Regions from separate parts of the Homo sapiens genome. Here region 1 is linked to region 2. The links are chromatin contacts, found by Hi-C or POLR2A ChIA-PET in ENCODE. All regions are on one chromosome and are shown on one strand. The core of a region is the stretch at or near the end of the contact, and the rest is flanking DNA. Distances in the headings are between cores, read along the strand shown. Region 1 holds the start of FNIP1 (folliculin interacting protein 1). Region 2 holds the start of LMNB1 (lamin B1).

Region 1 (6,430 bases), core at 3,218-5,717, 5.0 Mb before region 2:
CTTCATTCCTATTAGAAGTGTGTATCTCCAAAATAACTTGCTCGCCACCATCAATTCTCTCCTAAAGTACAAGTAGTCACCTATTTCATCTCTGATTCCATTCTTCCTCTTTTAAAATTCCTTCTCCACAGAACAGCCACAGTAGAATCATAAATTGTGTTATGTCCCTCTCCTATTTCAAACCCCTCTGATAGCTTCCATCACACTCAGTCTAACCTCCTTTCCATAATTTACAAGGTCCTACATAATCTGGCCCCTTGTACCTTTCTAACCATTTCAAACCATCTCCCATTCTCAGAGTATATTTTAGTTCTTCTGGCTTCCTTTCTCCTCTTCAAACAGGCCAAAACCATTTCTCTCTTAGAGGCTTTGTACTTTTTCTTCTCTTTGCCAGAATGTTCTTCACCACCTTCTTCCTATAGCTGGTTCCTTTTCATTCTTTACATCTTAGCTAAAATCACGCATCTTTGGATAGGCCTTCCCTGACCACCCTATCTAAATTTGGTCTCCATCAGTTGCTTGCTATCCATGCTTTCTTTCCTGGCTCCTAGCACACCTTGCAAACATCTTGTTTATTTTGTCTCTTCCCACAAAAAACTAAGTTTCTAAGAATAAGGACTCTCTTGTTCAGTACCATATTCCCAGTGCCTACAGTAGAGTCTGAGATGTTGGAGGGACTCAAGAAATGTTTGTTGAATAAATCACTGTTTATGTTTTCTGGTGCTTCAGAATACTGCCATTTCCTTATTATATAGCAATAAATGGTCAGTTGGTTTAGGAGTTTTTAAAAGTGGGGTAACTTGAGCCCATTTAATGTTTTTCGGGCAGGTCTACTTGATCATCTTGATTTTGAATGTCTTGTTCTGAGATGTCATCAATGAAATTATAATTTGTTTCATGATAATTCAGCATAATTGAGACTATACTTATTAGCATGATGGTTGAGGAAGATTTTAGTTTTATTGCCACCTTTTCCTATATGTAGTAACCAGGAAATGCCTATAGCAAAGAGTGCCTGTCTTTTATGCTATCAGGAGGGGAATCTTTGAAGCAGGTGGACAGAAATCTATAGACTGTTGGAGTTTTGAGGAGACTAAATCTTCCACCCTTGAGTGAGAGTGTAGTAGGCCTTATGTCTAATCTTTGTAACCCAGTAGTTCCACATTGATATAACGTAGCATGAATGAGTAGGTAATTATTTTCTTTCTCACATTTCCTCTTTGCTGACTCCTTAAACTTACAAAGGCTGCCTGTAAGACACCTCAGCTTCTCTGTGATAGGATGTAGTACTAAGTAAAAGGAAAAATAAAAGATAATATTCACTGATACTAAAATTGAAATATTTAAATTTTAATCTGAATAATTATGTATAGTTTTGTCCTCTTTTATTACAAACTTGTATCATTTCAGCGCTCTCTGATTCTGTGACTTTAGTATTACACTGCAATGTAGGAGAAATGTGATCAATAATAGGAAGTAAATCTAGTTTTTCTCTGTACCTTTCAAGACTAAATGAGACTACAGAAATAAAGCTATTACATGATTAGAGAATACTGAAAGTGTCTCTTATGCAAGCAGTTATATTCTTTTCCCTTACTATTAATATCTATAATTACCCATGAAGTAATTTTTTCCCAAGACGAAAGCACACAAGGTTATTGTATTTGGAAAGTTCCTTCTGAGGGGACCTGGAACTACTCTTTTCTGTGCCAGTCATGGACAGCCATTAGTCCTTAGTGTCTTTGGTCCCGTATAGACAGACTTTGGCCTGTTTCCACTTGTACTCATTTAGTGTAACTTAACTAGTGTAAAAACAAAACTTCCCAAATGATTGCCCCATTAATTGACTGATAGGATCTACACTTCTGTTTACTTTTTAAAAATTGCATTGACTTTATTTTTTTGTTTACAAAAACTTCATTTTTCATTCTACATTCAAATGTTTTGTGAGAAAAATATACACAGCTCATTTTACCCTGTTAGAAATCTTTCAGCATTTGATGCCAGAGGATTATCTGAAATGTCTAGGTGAAATAGTACTGCTGTTTTGATCCTGTATTGCCCAGTAGTTTCTGGACCTTGGGTAATACACAGAGCAACTGAATGATTTTCAACCTAAGCACCTCAAATGTTACCTCCTCAGACTTTGCTGACACCCTCATTTCATTGCTTATTTCTTACTAACTCCACAACATTAGTTACTATCTGAAATAACTTTATATACTTATTTACTGTCTCCTCACCTAGAAAGTTAGCTCTTTTGTACTTTGGATCCCCACTGCCTAGAACGTAAATGATTGTGGAAAGAATATGTTAATATCTTAATCATCAATAAATAGTGCAATAACTTTAAATACTTATTTACTGTCTCCTCACCTAGAAAGTTAGCTCTTTTTTACTTTGGATCCCCACTGCCTAGAACATAAATGATTGTGGAAAGAATATGTTACTATCTTAATCATCAATAAATAGTGCTTTAAAAAAGTCTTGGAACATTGAAACTCAGTATTTTGGTTGTTGACAAATTCTCAAAGAGATATAAATTCTGCCTATTACTTTTTCTTTTCTAAATATCTTCAGACCCTTATTTAGAGCATAAACTCTAGCTGCAAATCAGTGGGAGTTGGTAGCCACTTAAAGAAAATAAAATTTAATTTGTATACCTAATTAAATGAAATTCTCAAAAAGTATTTGTTTTTTGAGATAGGGCCCCCCTCTGTTGCCCAGGCTGAAGTACAAGTGGCACTCACTGCAGCGTTGACTTCCCACACTCAAGCTACCCTCCCACCTCAGCCACCCGAGTGGGACCACAGGTGTGCGCCGTGACCACACCTGGCTAATTTTTGTTTGTTTTTGAGACGGTGTCTCGCTCTTGTTGCCCGGGCTGGAGTGCAATGGCACAATCTCGGCTCACTGCAACCTCTGCCTCCTGGGTTCAAGCAATTCTCCTGTCCCAGCCTCCCAGGTAGTTGGGATTACAGGCATTCGCCGCCACCACGCCGGCTAATTTTTTGGAGACGGGGTTTCACCATGCTGGTCAGGCTGGTCTTGAACTCGTGACCTCAGGTGATCCACTCGCCTCGGCCTCCCAAAGTGCTGGGATAACAGGCGTGAGCCACAGCGCCCGGCCACACCTGGCTAATTAAAATTTTTTTTTTTTTTTTTTTTTTGTAGAGACAGGGTCTTACTGTTGCCCAAGCTGGTTTCGAACTACAGAGCTAAAGCGATCTGCCTGCCTCGGCCTTGCAGTGTTGCGATTACAGACGTGAGCTACCACGCCTGCCCAAAGTATTTTTATCCAGCCTTCCAACCATATACAAGTTATTTCCTAAATTTCTCTGAGGATTACATCCCATTGTACGAGCTTCCTCATCCTGGAGGGGGAGTGAGTGAATGGATGGGGTTGCTGAAAATTTATAAGATTAGTTTGATACAAACTCTGATATATTTTGGTTCCATGGGTTAAATAAGACTGTGAGGTCACATGTGAGCAATGTTTTTCTTTTTTTAGAAAGCGTTTCTTCCCTGTAACTTGACTAAAATTCCACAGTTCCTCCCGTCTTCATACCTAAACATTAAGATAGATTTATTAAAAATCTAAATAATTAGCGTAAAGGGTTAGATATCTGTACATATATGTCTTTAGGCTTCCTGACTTCGTTGGTTTCACCTGATTTTGTTGGTTAACAAGGAAACAGCCTAACTCCTGAGCCTCCAATCGCTAGCTCTTCCAAGAGACTAATTCCCGGTGTCAGGGTTCTAGGCGCTAGTACAAACTGCCCGCAGTGCCTGCTCGAGGTCGTCTTTGCGGGGAGCCATGGCTGTGGCAGGGGTCCCGGCAGTTTCCTTCACCAGTCCCTGTGAGCCAGCCCCCGCGCTGTCCAGATCCCAGACCTCTCGCGGGCCGGCGCAGCCTTCTAAGGGCGGTCCTGGGGTCCTGGGCTCAAAGTCCAGCCTTGGCCGCGGCCCCACGGGTACGCTTGTGGGCCTTCCGTGCTCCAGGAGCCGCCAGACTCTGCCCGGCGCGGAATGGAGGTGTGAAGCCGCAGAAGCTAGGGAGGGGCTGACAAGGAAGAGTCGGTTGCCCGTGGTTCCCTACGCAACTCTGTGGGTGCGGGGAGTCGAAGCCTTCTGCACTCCAAGGCTCCTGGCATCGTCCCCGCGCCACCCCGGCGTACCCTCTGATGGTCGCTGACAGCTTCACAGGGGAAGATCGAGACTGACCCTTCTCCCGCTACACATCCCTAGCCACCTTCCAGTCCTGTCCTCTCGGCTCACGCCCCGCCCCTGCCACGTGACGGGACCCGCCAGTGAGCCTATGGGAGGCAGCTCCGCCCCACGCCCCCACCTTGCCCCTTGCTCCGCGCGCCGCCACGTGATGCGGCCCCCCTCCAGCCAATGAGTGCCGGCCTTGCCTCGCGCCCCGCCCCGCGCGCCGTGGCCGTTTGAAGTGACTAATTTCTGTCATATGACTGAGGCGCCCATGGGGGTGGCGGGGCGGCTGTAGGAGCAGGGGCCTAGCAAGCGCCCAGCGGAGCGACCCCTGCCTGGCCGTGGCTAGCATGGCCCCTACGCTGTTCCAGAAGCTCTTCAGCAAGAGGACCGGGCTGGGCGCGCCCGGCCGCGACGCCCGGGACCCAGATTGCGGGTTCAGGTAGGGCGCTGTGGGGCGGGGGTCGCGGAGCCGATGGCCTTGTGGGCTCCGGGCTCCAGGGGTGTTGGGGCCTTCGGTGTTCCGACCCGAGCGGAAGCGCCGCGCCGAGAGCAGCATCTGGTCCTCGGTGGGGTGGAGCCGGCTGCGGGCTAGCGCCGAAGGGTTGGAGCGAGGTCCTACCTTTTATTTTACCCCACCCGCCTCGCCGTTGCCCCTTCCCCCTCCTCCCGTCGGTTTGTTTACGACCTGCCCCCAGCCACGCGCGACTCTGCTCCTCCGGACCTAGCACCGCGGCCTGAGACTTTGGGTCCACACGCCTTCCTGGCACCGAGTAGAGTTGGGCGCGGGCTGGATTGGACCTCAGCCGCCGTACTCCGGGCCGCGAAGTTCTCCCCTCCTCCCCGTGACCAGTTGTCCTCCGGGCGCTGCGTTCCAGCTCCGTTGGCGTTGTGGAGAGAGCGGCACGTTTGGCCAAGCTTCTGAGTTGAGAGAAGGCTGGAGGAGCGAGTAGGCAACGTGCCGTTCTTTCAGGTTTCTTGGACGCTAAAATTGGAGGTGTGCAGTAACCGGACCGAGCGACCTTAATGTTATCGAAGGAGAAATGTGAAACTTGAGTTTAGGGTTACTGCCGAAGGAAGACCAAATTGAATGAAATCTGGCCTTGGAATTGGCTGTAGATTCTTCCTCCTCGAATTGTTACTGAAAAGGAGTCTTAAAAATTGAAAATGTTAGTAGAGCATTTTGTAGTGTTACAGGCTTTGTTAATTTTTCATTGTAGTACCTGTTGCTGGCAGAGTAACTTTTCAGAATTGTAAGATTTGATATAAACCTGAATTCAAGGTAAAATTTAGTCGTTAAACTGCACCTGAGGAGATTATGTCCAAACAGCCTTTATACGTATTGCAGTGTGGAAACTTGCAAATATAACTAGGCTAAATGTCAAATGCCACACGTTTTAAACTTGGTAGGATAGCAAAGAGCCCAGTTGTACAACAATAGTAGAAACAAAAAAATAAAATAAAAATAAAAAAAGAGAATCTGTCAAATTTTGGAACAGGCGAAGTTGCCACACTGGTTTAAGAAATTTTGCTATTCTTAAAATTATTCACTCTCTCTTGCTAATGCAGGTCTCATCAGGAAAAATTCAGTAAATGCATATGGAATTGAAGAGGTTTTTCTACGTATCTGTCTTTTCCCCTGAAAAATAAATGTGTCATGCTCATCTGTCTCTCTTTAAACATTTCTTTAGTGTTTTTCCTTTGAAAAATGAAAGTGCAGGTTAGATAATACTACATTGAGCCATCTAGTAACTCAAGCGACAATAGGAAACAGGTTCCGATAGGATATTTAAAAGGTGGCATTTGAATAGACAACTGCTTTCTATTTCTGGACAAAGATTGACTTTGGGTACGTAGGTTTACAAGGCTCTCAAGTCACTCATATGAAAAAACATTTTCACGTCTGGTTTTCAAAAATGTAAAGTCTACTACATAGTTGCGTAATACTATTTTACAGTTACCAAAGAACTTTCTCATCAGTTATCTTATTTGATGTTTCACAGCAATCTTACGAGATAGAGCAAGTAGCAGTGCAGATAACTATATACTTTTGCCAGTGGAAGTAAGAATTATCTGTAAGCCCAATAACTGCAGTACATTATGGAATCTCTCACTTTAAAAATAAAACTTGTGCATGTGAGAAATGAAAACTGATGAAACAGAATAGGCATATCTGAAGGAAAAAAAACCATTCTGGTTAATGTCACATAGCTAATAA
Region 2 (6,217 bases), core at 1,855-4,354:
ACGGTGACTGGTACGCAACAGATATTTGATCTGTGTTAATTTTTTTTTTTAGACGGAGTCTCACTCTGTCACCCAGGCTGGAGTGCAGTGGACCATCTGGCTCACTGCAGCCTCTGCCTCCTGGATATCAAGCGATTCTCCTGCCTCAGCCTCCCCAGTAGCTGGGATTACAGACGCCCGCCACCACGCCCGGATTTTTTTTCTTTTTTGAGATGGGGTCTCACTCTGTCGCCAGGCTGGGGTGCAATGGCGCAATCTCAGCTCACTGCAATATCCGCCTCCTGGGTTCAAGCGATTCTCCTGCCTCAGCCTCCCAAGTAGCTGAGACTACAGATGCATGCCACCACGTCTGGATAATTTTTTGTATTTTTAGTAGAGACGGGGTTTCACCTTGTTAGCCAGGATGGCCTCGATCTCCTGACCTCGTGATCCGCCCGCCTCGGCCTCCCAAAGTGCTGGGATTACAGGCGTGAGCCCCCGCGTCCGGCCAATTTTTGTATTTTTAGTAGAGACGGGGTTTCACCATATTGGTCAGGCTGGTCTCGAACTCCTGACCTCAAGTGATCCGCTCACCTCGCCTCCCAAAGCGCTGGGATTACAGGCGTGAGCCACCACGCCCGGCCCTGTTTGACATTTTAATATCTATGAAACCCATCATGATGGGTCCAACAGGATGGATCCTACACAGTTGGTCCTGATGTTTTTATTTTCTTAGTGGTACACATAATAATGGCAAGTCTTACAAGCAACGATATCTAAGATTTGAAGGAATTCAGTGGCAAAAAATTTGGAGGAACATAGAAATAATAGTGTGAGTTAACTGACTGCTCATTTTAAAAGATGAAACCAAGGCTTAGTAAATCCAAGAAAGGGAAATACAAGCTTAGTATTATTTTCGAGTTGTATAACTAAATATCCAAAGAAATAAAAACAAAAAGGGATAAATGTGATTGCCTCCGGAAAGAGGTAGTGCAGTTATCGTTTTTCGCTACAAACCAGTCTATACTATTTTATTCTTACCACGTGCACATGCTTTTTTATGAACCGAAAACATATGATAGGAGGGATAAGTAAAAATACACAAAATCTCAGAGACTTCGGACAGGGACATTCACGCAGATACAGACAGAAAGACATCCAGGGGCAAAGGGTGTCAAAGTGAGAATAAGGTACCTCCAGAAATTTCAGCTGGCAGTGCTAATGGCGACCATGAATTTCAGACCCAAATTTTGCAAATCTCTAAAGCATGACATCAACACTTGTTGCCTACTGATGACAGGCCATTTTGCTTATCAGAAAGTCAAAATAAGGCCAGCAAAGGTCTGCAAATGTATCCTTGTGCACTGGAATGAAAACTCGCACTCGCTTAGGTGAATTACAAACTCTCCTTCGCTCAAACACTCAGCATTTACACAGCACCCTGTCACCTGCCCTGGTCTACTATCTGCACAGTGGTCGACTAAGGGGTACTAAGCACAGTCTCTACCCGAAAGCCTGACTATACTACGAGGAGGCAAAAGCTGGGGACAGAGGGCCGCTGCCTGAGGGGTAGGAGAACCGCAATTCTAAGAACGGTAGCCGTGACATGCACAAACCCAGCTTTCCTTCCCTGCGCAGAACCACCCGAGGGACCGCACCATCCCCGCTGGGACAGGACACATTTCCCCAGAGAAAGCTAACCAGCTAGCAAACCTAACTTGCCCGGGGCTGGCTGGAGGCGCACGGATCAAGCTCCGCCTCTCTCTCCCGCCTAAAGCAGGCGTAGAATCTTCGCAAAACGTCACAGGGCCAAGACTGAGCGCGCCAAAGCGGGACCCACCCCCAGGAGACGCGGATGCTGCGGGAAGGTCCCTCCCCTTCCTCTCTCTGCCCGCGCGAAGCTCATTCATTCTAGAGGCGGGCTGCCAGTCCTCCCCGGCCGCCCATCCCGGCACTGCAAATCCGCTAGACGCTTTGTCTCGCGCCGGCCGGAAACTGGGGCGCGCACGCGAGCGCGCGCTCGCGCTCCAGCTCCCCGCACCTGGGGCCTGAGGGGCCGCCTCTCCGCGCCGGCTCCCCGGATTCGAGTGCGAAAGCGGGAGCTCCTTCTCGGCAGTCCCAGGCGCGCACTTACCACGTCCCAGCGGGTATCCAAAATCTAGAAATGGGCATCACGGCCCCCCAGCGCTACAGCTCGAGCCCCCTCCGCGACCCCTGCTCCGCTATGAACTCTAGATTCTTTCTCCTTTCCGGAGACCGAGACCCTGTTCCTTCAGAAGGACGCGTGCATCCTGGCCTCTGCTCCCTCCCCACGGCAGAACCCGGTGAGCTGGTCGCCGCGGTTGCGCCCCCGCCCCTCCTTGGCGCTAACGCGGCCGCCAGCTAGCACTCACTTGAGGAGCAGCTGGTCGTGTTCCGCCTTGCACTTGCCCAGCTCGATCTGCAGCTTGGCGCGCTCGCGGGCCGTGTCGTCGAGCGCGCGTCGCGCGTCGGCCAGCTCGGTCTCGTAGAGCGCCTTGAGGCCGGTGAGCTCACGGCCGCGCACCTCCTCGCGCTCCGTCACCTGCAGCTGCAGCGCGCTGTTCTCCGTCTCCAGGCTGCGCACCTTGTCGATGTACACCGCCAGCCGGTCATTGAGCTCGCGCAGCTCCTCCTTCTCCTGGAGCCGCGACAGGCGCGTGGGGCTCAGCGGCGTGGTGGGGCCGCCAGCGCGGCTGCCCATCCGCGGCGGCACGGGGGTCGCAGTCGCCATGGCGGGCGGCGGAGACAGCGGGGCGGCGAGGCCGCGAGCGGGACCGTGATAAGGAGGGGACGGCAGGGGGCGAAGCGGGGACCGAAGGCACAAACCGGCGACCTGCGCTCACGTCCAGACGCTGGCGTTTAGAGGAACGGAGAAGCACCTGGGATGGCGGGAGCTCGATTACAGCACAAAGGGCAAAGGCGCGCGGGGGGGAACTACGAATCAATCGATCGATCGCGAAATACCCTTTGTAAGAAAACACACACACCCACTCACACACGCACGCGGGAAAATGCAAGACGAGGGTGACTGGAGGCCCAGCAGGGTTCGCGCCGCCGCCGTCTCCTGCTCGCAGCACTTTGTTTCCTCTCAGGCTGCACGGAGCGGCGGGCGGGGGGAGGAGGGCCGGGAGGGGCGGGCTGGAGGCAAGCCGCGGGGGGCGGAGGTGGCGCGGGCCGCGGCGCCGCACTCCCCAACATGGCCGGCACGCCCCGGCGCCTCCACGTGACTACCATGGGCCAATGGGGAGCAGGCAGCGCGCTTCGGCGGTTCGGGGGCCGGGCCTGTAAATTTAAAATCTGGCCCTTGGGCAACCGTCAGCTCGGCCCTCCCGGCTGGGCGGTTCCCGGACCAGGCTCAGGGCTGTAAGGAAGGACGCCTGGGACTGCCCACCCGCGCGGCTCTGGGCCCAGGGCCCTCCCGCCGCCCCGCGGGGACCCCTTGGAGGGGCCGGGCCTGAGAAAGGCGGGAAGGAGCCCGGAGGTTTCCGGGACGGATCTGCGCCACCGCCCACACTCGGCGGTTCAGGGAAATTCAAATATAAACGTCCCTAAAAGCCACACGCGAAACTCAGAGTGTCCCCGGCCACCGCGGGCGTGGTAACCTTATCCCCCGCTCCGCTGGAGGGCTCGGGAAACGGCCTGGAGGCCGGGACGCTGTGGAATTACGTAATAGGCACTTGAGTCCGAGGTTCCAAATGCACGGCTTGCAGGTTCCAAGTACCAGCCTTTATTTTTCTCTCCGGTGGAAAACTGTATCAGGCAACTTCTTTCCATGAAAGTGAGATCTGTGCGTCTTGAAGCCGATAGATTATCACAGAAAAACCAGCAACCCTGATTTTAAATCATTTGCCAACAGTGTTAATGGGCGGTTCCTAATCCGTTTCTTAATTTAAGGGTTTGTAAAATCAAAAAACAGCTCAGAAATGATACGATTAACATATGACGGTGAGTAACTACGAGAGCAAGCTGTTTCATACTCCGTTAAAATCAGGTACATAAAAATCTGAACTTGTGAAAATTTAAGATGAAATAATTTTTTGCTTTTAAAAAGAGGCTCCCAAGATGTCACTGGCAGCTACTTCTATTAGAAAGCACATTCATCCCTTTGAAAAGTTCCTAATTTTTAGCTAACATTTATTGGGACTGAGTGCCAGCACCAGGCTTTTCATGGATTACCCATCCACACAATCTCCGTGTGATGTGGGAAACTGGATTGTTTCTATTTGAAAATTCATCCGGGCGGGCGCGGTGGCTCACGCCTATAATCCCAACACTTTGGGAGGCCGAGTGGGGGAGGATCACCTGAGCTCAGGAGTTCAAGACCAGCCTGACCAACATGGTGAAACCCCGTCTCTACAAAAATACAAAAATTAGCCGGGCATGATGGCGGGTGCCTGTAATCTCAGCTACTTGGAAGGCTGAGGTGGGAGAATCCCTTGAACCCGGAAAGGGGAAGTTGCAGTGAGCCGAGATGGCACCATTACACTCCAGCCTGGGTGACAGGGAGACCCCGTCTCAAAAAAGAAAGAAAGAAACCATCCATTTTATAGATTCACTGTCTGAAGGCTGCTCCGCAGGACTGCGTTTGACAGGTCCCAGGATTCTAATTGACTCGAGTCTGGCCCTTAGCTATACCCTAGATGACCACCTTACCACCTATTAGGAACGCTTCTGTAATTAATGGTTACTTACTTTTAAAATGGCAGAAATGGAGACCAGGATATTCTTTAACTGTTAATCAAGTCATGTACATAAGAATTAGTGAAGAGCACTGGGAGCTGCATATTCATCCCAGATGAATTTTTGGCACTCTGTGAATGATGACATTCTCCTTATTAATGGTTCTATTTCCTGTCCGGTTTCCTAAAATACTTCCTTGCTTTTTGGGGGGTGGGGGGGTGGGGGGGAGGATGGCAGGGAGACGGAGTCTTGCTCTGTCGCCCAGGCTGGAGTGCAATGGCACAATCTCAGCTCACTGCAACTTCCACCTCCCGGGTTCAAGCGATTCTCCTGCCTCAGCCTCCTGAGTAGCTGGGACCAACGCCACCATACCCGGCTAATTTTTTGTATTTTAGTAGAGACTGGGCTTCACCGTGTTGCCCAGGCTGGCCTCGAACTCCTGATCTCAGGCAATCCGCCCGCCTCGGCCTCCCAAAGTGCTAGAATTACAGGCGTGAGCCACCGCGCCTGGCCATGAAATACTTCCTTTCTTAACCTCATTGAGAAATAAAGAATCGAAAAGCTTAGACTTTAAGTATTCAAGTAATCTTAAAGGGAACTTTAAAATCTAAATTACTGATGAGAAAACCGGCCGGGTGTGGTGGCTCAGCCTGTAATCCCAGCACTTTGGGAGGCCGAGGTGGGCAGATCACTTGAGGTCGGGAGTTCCAGACCAGCCTGTCAACATAGTGAAACCCCGCCTCTACTGAAAATACAAAAATTAGCGGGGTGTGGTGGCGCGCGCCTGTAGTCCCAGCTACTCCGGAGGCTGAGGCAGGAGGCAGGAGAATCGCTTGAACCTCAGAGGCAGAGGTTGCAGTGAGCTGAGATTGCGACACTGCCTAGGCGTCAAAGCAAGACCCTATCTGCAAAAAAATAAAAAAAATTTTTTAAAGTTAAATAAAATAAATTACCGATGAGGAAATTAGACCAAAAGAAGGTGAGTGCTGGGTCCCAGGCTGTGGAACCAGGATTGGAATGTAAATCTGCTTGTTCTCACTTGGTTGTGAGACCCTTTCCACTACGACAGGTGATATAGTCAATCCATATGGTTTTATGGTTTTCATTCCTTGCTCCCCTTTACCTGTCTTTTAAAAATACTTGGTTGGGAGGCCGAGGCGGGCGGATCACGAGGTCAAGAGATGGAGACCATCCTGGCCAACATAGTGAAACCCCGTCTCTACTAAAACTACAAAAAAAAAAAAAAAAAAAAATAGCTGGGCGTGGTGGCACGTGCCTGTAGTCCCAGCTACTCGAGAGGCTGAGGCAGGCGAATGGCTTGAACCCGGGAAGCGGAGGTTGTCGTGAGCCGAGATCGCGCCACTGCACTCCAGCCTGGCGACAGAGCGAGACTCCGTCTCAAAAAAAAAAAAAAAAAATTGTCAGTTTTCTTTTAAAATTATTTCCTGTCCATTTTTTAAGTTTTAAGATTATATGTGATTCCAGCAATGATCTCTATTGCTCTCAACCCCATGAAGCTTTGTTTTTTGTTTTTGTT

The links. Hi-C counts contacts between places; a loop is a spot of excess contacts on that map. ChIA-PET counts read pairs that join two places held with the same protein, here RNA polymerase II (POLR2A). Pooled maps may share reads with other maps.
Region 1: a loop to region 2 is called in a map of naive thymus-derived CD4-positive, alpha-beta T cell, with 13 times the contacts of the local background. The contact joins the promoter of FNIP1 here to the promoter of LMNB1 in region 2. A Hi-C loop is called at or near these places in 2 of 168 maps with a recorded cell type or tissue (CD8-positive, alpha-beta T cell and naive thymus-derived CD4-positive, alpha-beta T cell) and 11 of 50 pooled maps. POLR2A ChIA-PET finds 5 or more read pairs at or near these places in 1 of 52 experiments (Panc1).

Annotation. Positions count from the first base shown.
Region 1 is chr5:131,795,054-131,801,483 of GRCh38, reverse strand. It overlaps FNIP1 (folliculin interacting protein 1), which reads left to right and starts at 4,467. Exons shown (of 18, transcript NM_133372.3): 1 at 4,467-4,654. The coding sequence starts at 4,563. RefSeq lists silencers at 4,264-4,523, 4,574-4,853.
Region 2 is chr5:126,774,023-126,780,239 of GRCh38, reverse strand. LMNB1 (lamin B1) reads right to left here and starts at 3,104. Exons shown (of 11, transcript NM_005573.4): 1 at 2,373-3,104. The coding sequence starts at 2,731. It overlaps LMNB1-DT (LMNB1 divergent transcript), which reads left to right and starts at 3,754. Exons shown (of 4, transcript NR_134485.1): 1 at 3,754-3,945. RefSeq lists enhancers at 1-54, 65-134, 1,438-1,527, 2,543-3,343 and silencers at 2,018-2,127, 2,338-2,387, 2,698-2,777, 2,978-3,627, 4,278-4,327.